Regions from separate parts of the Homo sapiens genome. Here region 2 is linked to region 1. The links are chromatin contacts, found by Hi-C in ENCODE. All regions are on one chromosome and are shown on one strand. The core of a region is the stretch at or near the end of the contact, and the rest is flanking DNA. Distances in the headings are between cores, read along the strand shown.

Evidence for each region. A loop is a pair of places that touch in the nucleus more often than their neighbours do. Pooled maps may share reads with other maps.
Region 2: a map of PC-9 shows a loop between it and region 1 (5-fold over the local background). The contact joins the enhancer-like site here to the promoter of MAML3 in region 1. A Hi-C loop is called at or near these places in 3 of 168 maps with a recorded cell type or tissue (IMR-90, PC-9 and aorta) and 5 of 50 pooled maps.

What each region holds. Positions count from the first base shown.
Region 1 is chr4:140,152,049-140,158,478 of GRCh38, forward strand. MAML3 (mastermind like transcriptional coactivator 3) reads right to left here and starts at 2,136. Exons shown (of 5, transcript NM_018717.5): 1 at 812-2,136. The coding sequence starts at 1,279.
Region 2 is chr4:140,854,872-140,861,374 of GRCh38, forward strand. It overlaps RNF150 (ring finger protein 150), which reads right to left. Exons shown (of 7, transcript NM_020724.2): 7 at 4,936-6,503. Among named protein-coding and RNA genes, the nearest start is that of TBC1D9, 100 kb to the left of the region's middle. Within about 2 kb of position 2,025, at least 5 of the 41 ENCODE cell types and tissues checked have a DNase peak (open chromatin) inside an H3K27ac peak, as active enhancers do; they include PC-9, where a contact is called at or near this core.

The DNA of each region.
Region 1 (6,430 bases), core at 886-3,385:
GCCTCTTGGCGCAAACCCTGGGTATTGCTTTCCCCTCCCGCCCCCTCCAGGCCGCTCCCCTCTTAACCCTCCCAGCCGCTCCACCTGCCGGGCTAGCCCCGAGTCGCGAGCAAAGAGCGGAGCGCACCCGCGCCCCGCATCCGCGCGCGCTCCCGCGAGCACCCCCGCGCGCAGCCACCCTCGCTCGTTTCTCACCCACTTCAAAGTTCATTCACAAAACTCTCAGACTTTCTCAGCCCAAAGGGGGTGAGCTGGGGAGAGGAGGCGAGAGGCTCTCCTTCCCCGCTTCCCCCCTAGGGGTTGAGGGCCTGGTGCCCGCCCAGAACCTGCGACAGCATCAATATTTCCACGCACCCGGCGGATGTGCTGAGAGGGGTGGGCGTAGGGGGACGGGTCTGGGGAGGCGAGGCGGCGCGGCTAGAGGTGGGGTGGGGAGCGGCGAAGAGGAGGAGCAAGGTTTCAACTCAGGGGTTCACTCTTTCAAATCGGTATCTTAAGAAAGGGAAGGGGGGAAACTTTTCCAGCACCTCACTCCGACGCTCCTCTAGGCTCCCTCCGCCCCTCGCAGTCGTGACTGGCTTCTCCCCTCTCGCCCCCTCCTCCCCAAATCTGACAACCCTGACAGATTAACAGGTAGCGACGACGGCAGCTTTTTCCCTAAGAAAAGTTGACGTTAACCCTTAGGCTTCAGCCCACCTCACCCACCGTGCAAATCAGACCCTTGTACCCCCATGTAAGAAGCTCCACGCGCCCCCCACCACCACCACCACCCCCAACGCGCGCCGCAAGCCCGCTGCCCGTGCGCCCTCACCATGATCAGCGTGTGGTTCCTCTGCTCCGCCGAGGCAGCCTCCGCATCTTGCTGGGGTTTGCTCGGGTGCTGCTGTTTGCCGGTGCCGGCGCCCGATTTCTTGGCCCTCTGCTCCAGGGTCCGCTGGTAGAGGCTCACGGTGTCCCGGCGCTCCAGCTCCAGCTGCTCCACCTGAGCCTGCTGGTACCTGTTCTCGCAGTTGACGTGGTGCCGACGGCAGCCCTCGATGCGCTGGCGGAGCCGCTCCACCACGGTGCTGTGCTTGGGAACGGCCGCCGAACCGCCGCCGGGGCCCCCGGAGCCGCCGCATCCACCGGCTGCCGGGTGATTGCTACTCGGAGCAGCGGGAGTACTATTGGGAGTATTATTCACACCGATCCCGGCCCCGCCGAGGCTGCTGTTCAGGCTACTGTTGATGCAAATACTACTGCCATTCGCGGCAGCAGCGGGGGCTGCGAAATCCCCCATCCTGCTCCCCGGGCACACTATTTTGGAAGAACTTTTTTTATCCACCCCCCTATCAGCCTCCTCCTTGGGTCCAAGGATTAAAATAGTTTAAGTGGAACGCGGGGGAGACGCAAGCACATGGATGGAAACGGCGATCCCGACGGGGCGAAAAAAACGGGGGGGGAGATTTTGGGGTGGTTTTTGTTTCCTTTTTTTAAACTGTAAAAGCTCAAGGGGAAGAAAAGGGGGGAACGTTATCGGAATACCATCAGACACCTATCAACAAAAAGAATCACAACAAACTGAGCCAGCAGCAAATCGGGTTGCAACTCAAGGGGAGATCCGCTCCTTGCTTGCCTTCTTTTTATAATCCATTATTTTCTAATAAATTCCAGGAGATTTCCGGTGGTTGGCAAGCATTTTCTCCCTACATACCGAAAAACACACCCCATGTACACACACAAGCATATGCCTCCAGTGCGGACACGCGCGACACACACTCACTCCACACCGCATCGGAAAACGGCAAGCTTGCTTATTGCATTTTCCTTCCACAAAAAAGTTTTGGTGTTTATGCCGCCCCGTGTTCTCAAAGTACTTTGGCTGCTCAGTTGCATTTCACAGGAACCTAGATATCGAATCCTCGGGCTGGGGGAAGTAAACACATGGACAGTCCGAGGCGACTGCAAAAGTAGATCGGTGAAGTCCTTTGCAAAACGCCGCGCAGAGAGCAGCACCTAACGCTCGGCTGGGCTGCCGCTGCCGCCGCTGCTCCTGCCACCATCACAATGATCAACTGCTCGCCGCCGCCGCCGCCGCCGCCTCCTCCTCCTCCTCTCGCTCCTCCACCTCCTCCTCCTCCTCCATGCCAGCGGAGTGATATCAGGACGCGCGAGCTCAGTAAACACGGCAGCGGCGGCGGCTGGAGGCCGTGAGACAGGCCCGCGGACACGGCGCAAAACCCGGCCCGGACTCTCACCCGGCAGGAGCGGGCGCGGCACGCACCAGCACCCGGCTCCCGTCTCCGTCGCCTCGGCGCCCGGCGCCCCTCCTACGCCCCCAACCACACTACCGCCCCGCCGAGAAGCCCAGAGCCGTCGGCGACGGAGAGAAGAAAGATTCTGGGGGGATCTCAGAAATAAATCAACTTTTGACCTGTGTGTGTGCGTGAGAGCGTGTGTGAGTGTGTGTGTCTGTGTATGCGCGCGCGCGTGCGCGGGGACGCGCCTGGTAGGGTTTCCTTATTCCAAGGAAAGTATCAAGCGATCCCAAGTTGTTGTTATACATTTATGCATTATATTGCAGAACTGTGCATGACCAGGCAGAAACATTGAAGCTTTACAGCAGTTGTCTGTCATCCCTATCCATGTGGAAAGAAAAAGGCAAATGAGTGACTTGTTTTTAAAACCCAGGTAATAAGTCTGCGCTAGTAACAGCGCTACTTACGGACACTTGTTCCAAGTCTAGGCCAGACTGAACACACAAATACCAAATTCTAAATAAATAGAAATAGGCATCAAAAATGTGTAATATTTAACTCACTGTACATAATGATTGTTGTTACTAAGTCAATTATTGTTTTACTTACCCTTGGAAAAAAATAAAGCAAGCAGGGACTTGGAGGTGAGACTAACAGTACATTTAAACAGACTGTTTTGAACACTAGGTGCTAATGACAGCAGTAATTAAGGTCCTTCGTAAATCAAGTGGAAAGATTGCAGATTTCATAGACTAGAACTATAGAAAAAACACAGCATTTCACAGTTTGTCATGACCAAAACAAAAACAAGCAAAAATAACAGGCCTACTTTATTGCTGGATATATTTCTTTCCATTTCAATGAATTCACAATAAGTACAATTAAAATGGACTAGCAACTGCAGAAATCAATCTAAACTTTCCATTTTATTAAAGCACATTATCTTTCCCGATATTATCTAAAAACAAAAATAACAACTAAGGATCAAATATTCTTGAATATGGACTTAAACCATTGCATATACATATTTTTAAAAATTAAGATGGAGAAATTATTATTTCTCTAATAATCAGTAAACTATAAATCTTGATTGTGAGATGTTAATTATAAGTCATTTTGTATTATTTCAATAAATCTTAAGAATTAGTTTTTAGGGTAAAAATACACCCCAGTTTTCTAAAATAGCCAGGAATAAAAGAACTTTGGATCTTATGCATTAGTCATGAGATCTGATTTAAACCATCTTCATTTCTTGGCATTGCAGATTAGCACAGGATGCTATTTCTAACCTCATAATGTCAGCGATAAGAAGCTATATTTTTCTTCAATTAATCAGTTCTATATAGTGAACGATATTTTTAATATTCACTGGATATATGGCAAAATGGGCAGCAAAATATTTAATACGGTGTGAGGCTACTTCTAAGCAGTAAAACCAACTTAAGAGAGTGTATATTTCATTGAAGTTGCCACACTTTTTCTGAAGGCTATTTAGTTAATATACAAATTTCTGTATCAAACTGCCCTTCTTCAAGTCTCAGTCAGAAAATTTAACTGGACTACGTCTGTAGCAAAAGAGCCCGTTCAGATTCTGAAAATATGTAGAGAATTTTAAGAAATTAGAAAAAGAGGTAGCAAAGTGGCCTTTATCTTTTTCACATATTCACTAAATAATATCTCTATTAACTCAGGAAACACATGGCTTCGCCACAGAGGGGAAGCTATGACTCTGCATTCGCTTTGCTCTCTCTTCACCGTAGTTTAATTCTTTTTTTTTTTTTTTTTTTTGAGACAGAGTCTTGCTCTGTTGCCTAGGCTGGAGTGCAGTGGCGCCATCTTGGCTCACTGCAACCTCTGCCTCCCGGGTTCCAGTGATTCTCCTGGCTGAGCCTCCTGGGTAGCTGGGATTACAGGTGCACGCCACCACACCTGGCTAATTTTTGTATTTTTAGTAGAGACGGGGTTTCACCATGTTGGCCAGGCTGGTCTGAAACTACTGACCTCAGATGATCCACCTGCCTTGGCCTCCCAAAGTGCTGGGATTACAGGTGTGAGCCACTGCGCCTGGCCACACTGTAGTTTAATTGTTATCCCTCCTCCTTCACTTGCCTCCATCACCCACAAAAGACTGCAGTTTGATTTACAGAGGCAACAAATTTGAGGGTCTTAAGCACTGGGTCTTTAGTTTTTGAGACTTGGGTTCTCATTTTAGCTTTTTCCTGTGACTCAGAATTTAATTATTCATTGAGAGTTTCTCATTCTGGGGAAAAAATGACAACAATAGCAGCACCATGTATTCCCTTCAAGCTGTTTACCTCTCCTACCATGAAGGGAAACCAAAAAGACACAAGAATTTGCATCCTTCCCTTTGGGGAACCAGCAGGTGGGACAGCACACTTTGTGGTTTTACCACAGAGTTCCCCAATGACAAATGAAGCTCTTCTTGCACAACCACAGTATACTTTGCTGCCTGATTTTAGTGCATGAATGGGCTATACCCAAAAGAAAAACTGTTACATGTGTACACACAAACAAGCGCACACACAGGCACCCGTCTTTCATCTCTCCAAAATGGGAGTGGCAGCCACAAGCTCCATGCCCCAGATGTGGGGAAAGGAAGAACTGTGAAACTGTGTGATGGCCAGAGGGGAAGAATCTTTGAGAAACCGACCTGTGCAGGACTCTGCTGTGACGTACCAGAGGTCAGAAACCCCATTCTCATTGTGCAGGAAGATTAGAAGAAAGAAGCAAGAAGCAAGCAAGGCTTGCATCTTGAGCAACATATGCCAGTCACCCTGAATTAGAGATGTTGATCTACTCCAGTGACCTTAGAAGAAACAGAGACCTTTATGCTGGCTACTTCCAGATCCCATGATATGGTCCTGCAAGGTTTCCAGCTTTGTTGGTCACCTTCCTAAAGAACTCCTTGAAAGTCATAGAGAAATCCAAGTTCTGGAGAAGCAATTTTAGTCCCTTCTCACAGCACAACACTGACAGCATGACCATCTTTGTCTTTTCTGTGAGCCTGCTACAAGGCAAAACTTCAGGATGAAAGCGGTAGACACAGCATCAATGCTATTGTTCTTGAATGACAAAAAATAATAATAATAATAATTGAGATGCCATAGCAGTGATGAGAAAGAAATTACTATGACTGCATCCCCAACTGTGATGATATCTCTCTGGATGCCAAGGAAAGAAGGGCTTGATGAATAAGTAGCTACACCAGGTTATCCTGTTGTCCTGGCTCTGAGCCAAAGTTGGCAGTTCTGAGGAGTTCAACCAGGTTCCATTTCCTTTACACCAAGTCTGTGTCATCTTCCTATATTCACCTGAGAAGGCCTAGTGTCCCAGTGACAAGAAAGAGACCTTTGTGCGGAAATTCCAGTCTATGTGCCCCCTCTGTTTCCCTCTTACTATGGATCAATAGATCTGCTTTCATAAAAGAGTATCTTGTGGCTAAAGAAGAATAGGAACCCTCTGCTGCCCACATATGAGCAACCAAACCTTTATATCTTTCCAAAGTGGGGCCCAGGCACTCCTAAATTACTAGCAGCCGGGGGATGTGCCCTCAGCTGTCTAGCAATAGGTATCATTTCAATAATTCCATGAATATATTTATGGCCTTCTGTGTGCCACACACTGTGGTAGGCACTGGGTGAACAGCATAATAACAGTGTATAGAACACAGTCCCAACCTCAATGACGGCCAACTAGAATCAGGGCAGTATATGCCATAATAGAATTAATATGGAGTGGGTGTAGGAACAAGCAAAAGAGTGCATGCTTGGAGGAGCTAAGAATCCGTCTCCAAAAAAATCCAGTGGTAGTTCCTTCTCACACGATTGTGAGTGTGAAAGAGTGTGATGAGAAATGAGATGGAGGCTGGGGAGACAAGCAGGACCTGGATTGTTCAAGGCCATCCAGTTTAGACTATATCCTTGGGACAATGGCTGCCATTAAAAGGACTTAAGCTGATTTACACTGTTTACTTTGGCAATGCAGTGGATGTATTATTATAGCGTTTTCAGAAGTGTGTCTGAAAAACTTGGTTCCGTAAGATGCTTTACCAGAAAGGCTTCTGAGCTAAGTAAGTTTAGGACATGTTCTGTACTGCATCTCTCCAAAGAGTTATTACCACATTGAAGGTCACAAGAAATCTTGAAGCAAAGCATGTTTAACTTTGTTTAACC
Region 2 (6,503 bases), core at 775-3,274, 700 kb after region 1:
TATGATATAACTGAAATGGGAGACTTCCCTTGCACCCCTTCTCAACACATGCGACAGGAGTGTGGCTCTCTGTTTGGTGAGTTCAAACCCCTTTTATGGGAGGAGGATCATGAAGATGGCAGGTGCAGGAACCAGAGTGACTGCTTTGGGGCTCTGGCCCCATGGCAGTGTCTAGGGGTGGGTGTCTGCGACTCCCAAAGCCCAGGTGGGTGCATGTTACAGTGTGCTCTTTTAGTCTTGCCCTTCTGGATGGCTTAAGGGTTAACCAGGTCAGTGGGCCCTCTGCCTTTTTGCAAGGGCAGGGGGCCAGCATGACAACTTTCTGTATCCTGAGCTCTTGTCCAGCCATCCCAAAAAATTGGGTCCGACATTAACTTGAAGGCTGAATGTGGGGGTTTTATTCAGTGGTGGTGATGGCTCTCAGTGGAATGGATGGGGAGCTGGACAGGAGATGGAGTGAAAAGATGATCTTTCCTTAGAGTTTGGCTGTCTAGCTGCTGATTCTCTGACCATCCCCAGCCAAACTTCTCCTGATGTTCCTTCTCTTCTCTCCCAGCCTGGGGCTTGGGGTTTATATGGGTACAGGACAGGGGGCGTTGTGGGCCAGAAGGCAACTTTTGGGTGCAAAAACAGGAATGTCTGTCCTTATTTAGGGCCGCAGGTATTCAGGCTTGAGGGTGGTACCTTTGCTGGGGAAACCACCCTCTTCTATCCAGTATTTCCATGACTAATCATATTTTGAAGGGGCGAGTCTAGAAAATAACACACATTGGGGTCTTAAAATAATGAGCTTCCTTGCATAGCTAAAATTAGCATTCTGTGGGGACTCACCTTGTGGGTTGTGTGTGTGTGTGTGTGTGTGTGTGTGTGTGTGTGTGTGTTTGCAGGTGTCCCTGCTTATATACAGTGGTTGCATCATCCTATTCTACTTCCAGTACTTCCAGACTAGACTTGTTCCTGTTCAGGGAGTGTTTCCTGATTATACATAATCTTCCTATACATAAACTTTCAGTTTTCTTTTTTTTATTATAGAGACAGGGTCTTGCTCTGTCACCCAGGGTACAGTGGTGCAATCATAGCTCACTGCAGCTTTGACATCCCTGGCTCGGCTCGGCTCAAGTCATCCTCCAGCCTCAGCCTCCTGAGTGGATGGGACTATAGGCACATGCCACCATGCCTGGATAATTTTTTAATGTTTTTCTAGCGACAGCGCTCTCACTTTGTTGCCCAGGCTGGTCTCAAACTCCTAGCCTCAAGCAACCCTCCTGCCTTGGCCTCCCGAAGTGTTGGGATTACAGACACGAGCCACCATGCCCAGCAGCTTTTCTTGCTTTCCATTCCTTATATTTTTGAGTGGTCAGGAGGTGCTTACCCATTTATGAAAGCAGCATGGTGCTGCCGAAGGAACTCTGGCAGTGGAGTCAGGAAAACCCAAGTTCTAGTCCTGAGTCCATCCCTCATTAATGTCCTCCCTTTTCCTCTCCACCTTTTTGTTTCAAACAAGGGAGATAAAAAAGAGGGAAAGAAAATATGATAAGAGGCAAATGGACTACCTTTAACTTTCCTTATCATAAAGGAAGCTCTGTGAGTCAGGTCCTGTGTGTGTTTAGGTCCTGGCATTATACCTCAATCTCAGGTAAAGGTCTCCTGAAATTATATTTAACTGGGAGTTTTGCTGGCATAAAAAACATCAGGTCCAGGCCCAGAGTGATGCAATTTTATTCTCAGGTCTAACTCTATTGTGTTCTAACATTCTCTAATTCACTTCTCTGCTCTCACATGTATTTATAGACATGGATACCATTGCCAAAGCTCTGAATTATGTTTTTCTCCTTAGAGATTTGAGACCCTTGGCTCCCATTAGATCTATAATATCAATGACAGCTGTGTTGTGTGTGTATACAGCTCTCATAGCAACCAAGTGCAGTTGCCCGCCAATGAAACCTGGCTCTGCTTTCCCCCTTGCCTATTTAGTAAATGTCCTTAAGAACAAAGAAGGTGGGAATGTTAGAGGGAGGCACAGCGGGAGTGATTAGTTTAAGGGTTATGACTAATCAGGCATGTTCCCTGTGGGGGAAGGTGGGGCGTGTCTTCCATAACAGGAAGGTCCGAAGAGATTGAGGCGTTTAATTTGTACCTCCCTGTATGCCAGCAGATACAGGCTACCACTGGTTGGAGATTTAGGACGGCACCTTCTTTTGCTAGGGTGCTGTGACTGAAAGCCAACAAGGGGAGATGCAATCACAGTGAGCAGAGGGTCCCCATGGTATCTTTGGTGGCTCGGTGGAAAGGTCTTTCTCCCTGATTCTTCTCACAGCCAAGAACAAAGATTTACAGTGAGACTTGGTGGAGGCTCTCTACTACCTGTGAGTGTGATGAAATAAGAGGTCAAATTGCTTCTGTTGTTGGATCACTAAGAATGATGGAACTAGTGTTTTAAAATGTCTCATAAAGAGGAGACCTCTCTCAGTCACCTGAGTTTCTTAATTGGTATTCACTCTTCTGTAGATAGTAATTACCGCAGAGCAAAAATGACTCATATTCTCTCCCTACCCTTTGTTCCCCAATTTGTTGCAATGCATTATTCAAGGAGATGAGTAGCACTACTAACACTGGCTTCTAAAGAATTATTAGACTTAGAAAAGAACTAGGTCGGGCACAGTGGCTCATACCTGTAATCTCAGCACTTTGGGAGGCCGAGGTGGGCAGATTACTAGAGGCCAGGAGTTCAAGACCAGCCTGGCTAACATGGTGAAACCCCATCTCTACTAAAATTCCAAAAATTAGCCAGGTGTGGTGGTGGGTGCCTGTAATCCCAGCTCCTCCTCGGGAGGCTGTGTGCAGGAGAATTGCTTTCGAACCCAGGAGGCGGAGGTTGCAGTGAGCCGAGGCTGTGCCACTGCACTCCAGCCTGGGTGACAGAGCGAGACTCCATCTCAAAAAAAACTAAAAACAAAACAACAATAACAATAAACAGAACTAAATATACTTCTGTGTCTTCTGAATGATGGTTTAGCTTACAGTCCTCCAAACATAGGTATTAACAGAATAAGAGTTAAGCGGCAAAGCTGACCCAGCTGGCCCATTACAAAGCTGTGGGGAGTTTTCTTTTTCTTTTTTTTTTTTTTTTTAGCTACTTAATTTTGTCAAAATCTGGGGTTGTAAATGTTCCATTCTCAAATGTGTGAATATGCTGCATTAAGTCTCAAAACAAAAGCCCACAAAGTGGAGTTTCTAGGTGGGATGGGGCCTCCGCCTTCAGGCACAGCATGATAGCAAGCCAGGCTGATGCCCAGTGAAGCCAGGCTGATGCCCTGGCATGCGTGTGACTCTGGGAAGTGCCCAGTGATCTCTCCCCAGGTCACACCCACCCCAGGTGAAGCAGGCCCCAGGCTAATACTGCTCACTGTGCATCACCTGACTTTCCCCTTGTCAACTAGGAGCAGGGACAAGAGAGGCAAGGGTCTGTGGAATATGCAAGATTTACAGCAAATGATGTCTGGCAGCTTTTTTTTTTTTTTTTAAAGTCTGAACACCAACATGTTCCACACAGTGGTCTCCAGTGTAATGTGGAAAAACATAACCCTTGATAAAATGGGGCTTTATTGTCAATCAGCTTCAGGAAAAGCTGAATTATAGAGTTAAATCAGTGACCTTACTGAAGACTTCTCAAAAGTTTTTAATAGCGGCCAGGCACAGTGGCTCACGCCTGTAATTCCAGCACTTTGGAAGGCCAAGGTGAGAGGATCAGTTGAGGCCAGGAATTAAAGACTAGCCTGGACAACAAAACGAGACCCTGTCTGTACCAAAACAAAACAAAACAAAACAAAACAAACAAAAAATTTATTAATAGCTAATATGAGTTGTATGAAGCCTTATCCCAACTTAATTGAACTTGGGAGCCTGCTGTAAATTCTAACATATCCCATCCCACAGAACACATTTCCTCATTTGGGGATCCCTGGTCTAGTGGAAAGATGATGGAAGTTGAAGTTGGGAGGGATGGTTTCCAGGTCCTAGGTAATAGCTTCATACCCACAGTGTCTGGGCAGATAAACATTGCAATAATGGAAGCATAAACAAAGTCTAAAGTGCCTTCTAATTTGGCATAGTCATGAATGTTCCCAGCAATCCCCTTAGAGTATCTTCCTGCCTACAAATTAAGCATAGACTGGCCCTGAGTAAAGCCTCCGGGCACTAATGTTTTCCTTATCTACAGCAGCTCCAGGAGGCCACAGCACTCAATACTGTTTGTGTTTTCTTTTTGCTAGCAAATTCTGTGAAACCCACAGCTCCTGCCTGGCCATGTCCAATCCTGGCTGCTCCTCAAGTGCATGTGTCAGGAGTCTCGGCTGGGCCAGGCACGGGGGGGCTAGGCCACAACCAAAGGCCTACCAGGTTCCAGTAGGTGAGGCCAATGAATAGAGGGCCATTCTCCTTTCCTGCCTTCCTTTTCCACCTTCCCAGGCCAGCAGGCTCCATCTTTTAAATTTTCTTCATATTCCCTTGCGAATCCCAAGGAATTGCTATTTAAAATCTTTTAGAAATATACTAGCAAATATAAAGAAGAAATCTGTCTGCCCCAGCCCATCTGGCAGACCCCATGGTATAACTCTGCCTAGTATAAACTTGCCTGAGATAGTCCATAAGCATAGTGCTCAGTTCTTGCCAGACTACACCTCAAGCTCATTTCACAGCCATTCTTCTTCAGAATTGCTAAAATCTCTTAATTCCCTTAGAACAGCAGAGCTAAGAGAAGGTTGGTGCCTGCCACTTGACTTACCTGAGAAAAATAAGGAAGCTATTATTATCCTTGGTCTTTGGACATAATTGTGATTTAACAATAAATATGATGTTTTGAAATCCATAGCACCACCTCTGCAACTCAGGGATAGGCAACAAAGTCAGGGAATACAGATGACACAGACACAAGCATCTGGTTCCATTTTATTAAAAAACAAAACCAAAAGAAATTTTGCAGTGAAATTTCCTGGAATTCACAACCCTCATTTAAAAATCCTTATAGTTGCAATATTTTTTTTTTAGCCAGTACGTAAGAACACGATTGCACTTATTTACATGATAGTCTTCTATATAACAAAAATAACCATGTTGTAATGACTGTTTCCAACTATCACCCTTGTTTCATCACTAGCCCATTATGAGACAAGTTGATTACGCTCTCCAAGTACAAAGAGAATAGAATAAAGCAAAATAAAAGTCTGTGTCTCCTAATAGAAGACAAATTCCTTTAAAGACAGTTACTTTTTTTTTTTTTTCAATTTCTTTGTATTTCAAGAGGGATATAAAGTGCTCTGAAAGGAGTAGGGTAGGTGCCTGAGGTGGGGAAGAAGGAAAGAAATTTATACAGAAAAAATTTAAAAAACTACACTGCCTTAACTAATCATCTCAATATGCACACAACTTTGTACAGAAGATTAGTTTTGGGTAAAAACGCTACATAATTCACTAGTACTTATTTCGGCAATTAAGAACTGAAGTCCAAATGAAAGACTCCCCATGCAAATGTCATCAGGAGTGACTTTTTTGTGATTTTGGGTCAGATGCTATATAAATCAAGGAAGCTCAGTCACACAGTCTGAATATGGAGAGGATAGACAATGCCGAGATGGAACCATCATCTACTACCTGCAGACTAGCCAGAAAGACCTTGTGGGGAAGCTAAGTAGACTTTACCCCAACATCAATCATTTTACAACAAAAGCATTTTGTTGCAAGCATTTGTTTACAATAAAAGTAATTTGTGTTAGGATGGAAAAAAAGCCATTGGAATTTCCTCTTGCTAGTAGGGAGGAAGATTGATTTATGATGTCATGTCTGATTATTTATAATTGTAAATTCATTATTTGCAGATTTTTTTCTAGTGGGAAATAATATGCTGTACAAAGTGGTTAAAATAAGTTATTTCTTTTTCACATTTTTGCAACTGGCAATTGCTGGTTATTGTCTGCAGTCTACAAAACTGAGTATCACATATGTACTGCTTGAGAGTTTCCCCTGGAAACCAGAATAATCATCCTCCCAGCTCATGAACATTTTAAAGAACAATACCCATTTTTTTTTCCAGAAAATGGATGGAATGTAACTTTTCACAAATACAAAATTATTTCATTTTCTAAATGTAAGGGACACCCCTCTATAAAAATAACAGTCCCTCCCCACTCCCACCCCTACATCTCCTTCTAATTATAAAATGGTAGAACCATCTCAGATTACTAATGTGAAAGCAGGAAGTAAATATATTATGTACATGTACAAAACACATCAGTATTTCACACCATTTACATTCATATGAAGTCTTTTTATTGATCTTCCTTTGCAATTTCACAAGAATAAAGTTGAGATAACTTACAAAAACAAGCAGTCCCTTGCTTATAACTGCACAAACATTCTAGCCAGAGGCATCTTCTTTGCAAACAGAGCAACATTATCCTTCAACATTTTGCAGAAGTAAGGGCTGCTGACAGTGAGAAGATCTGTGG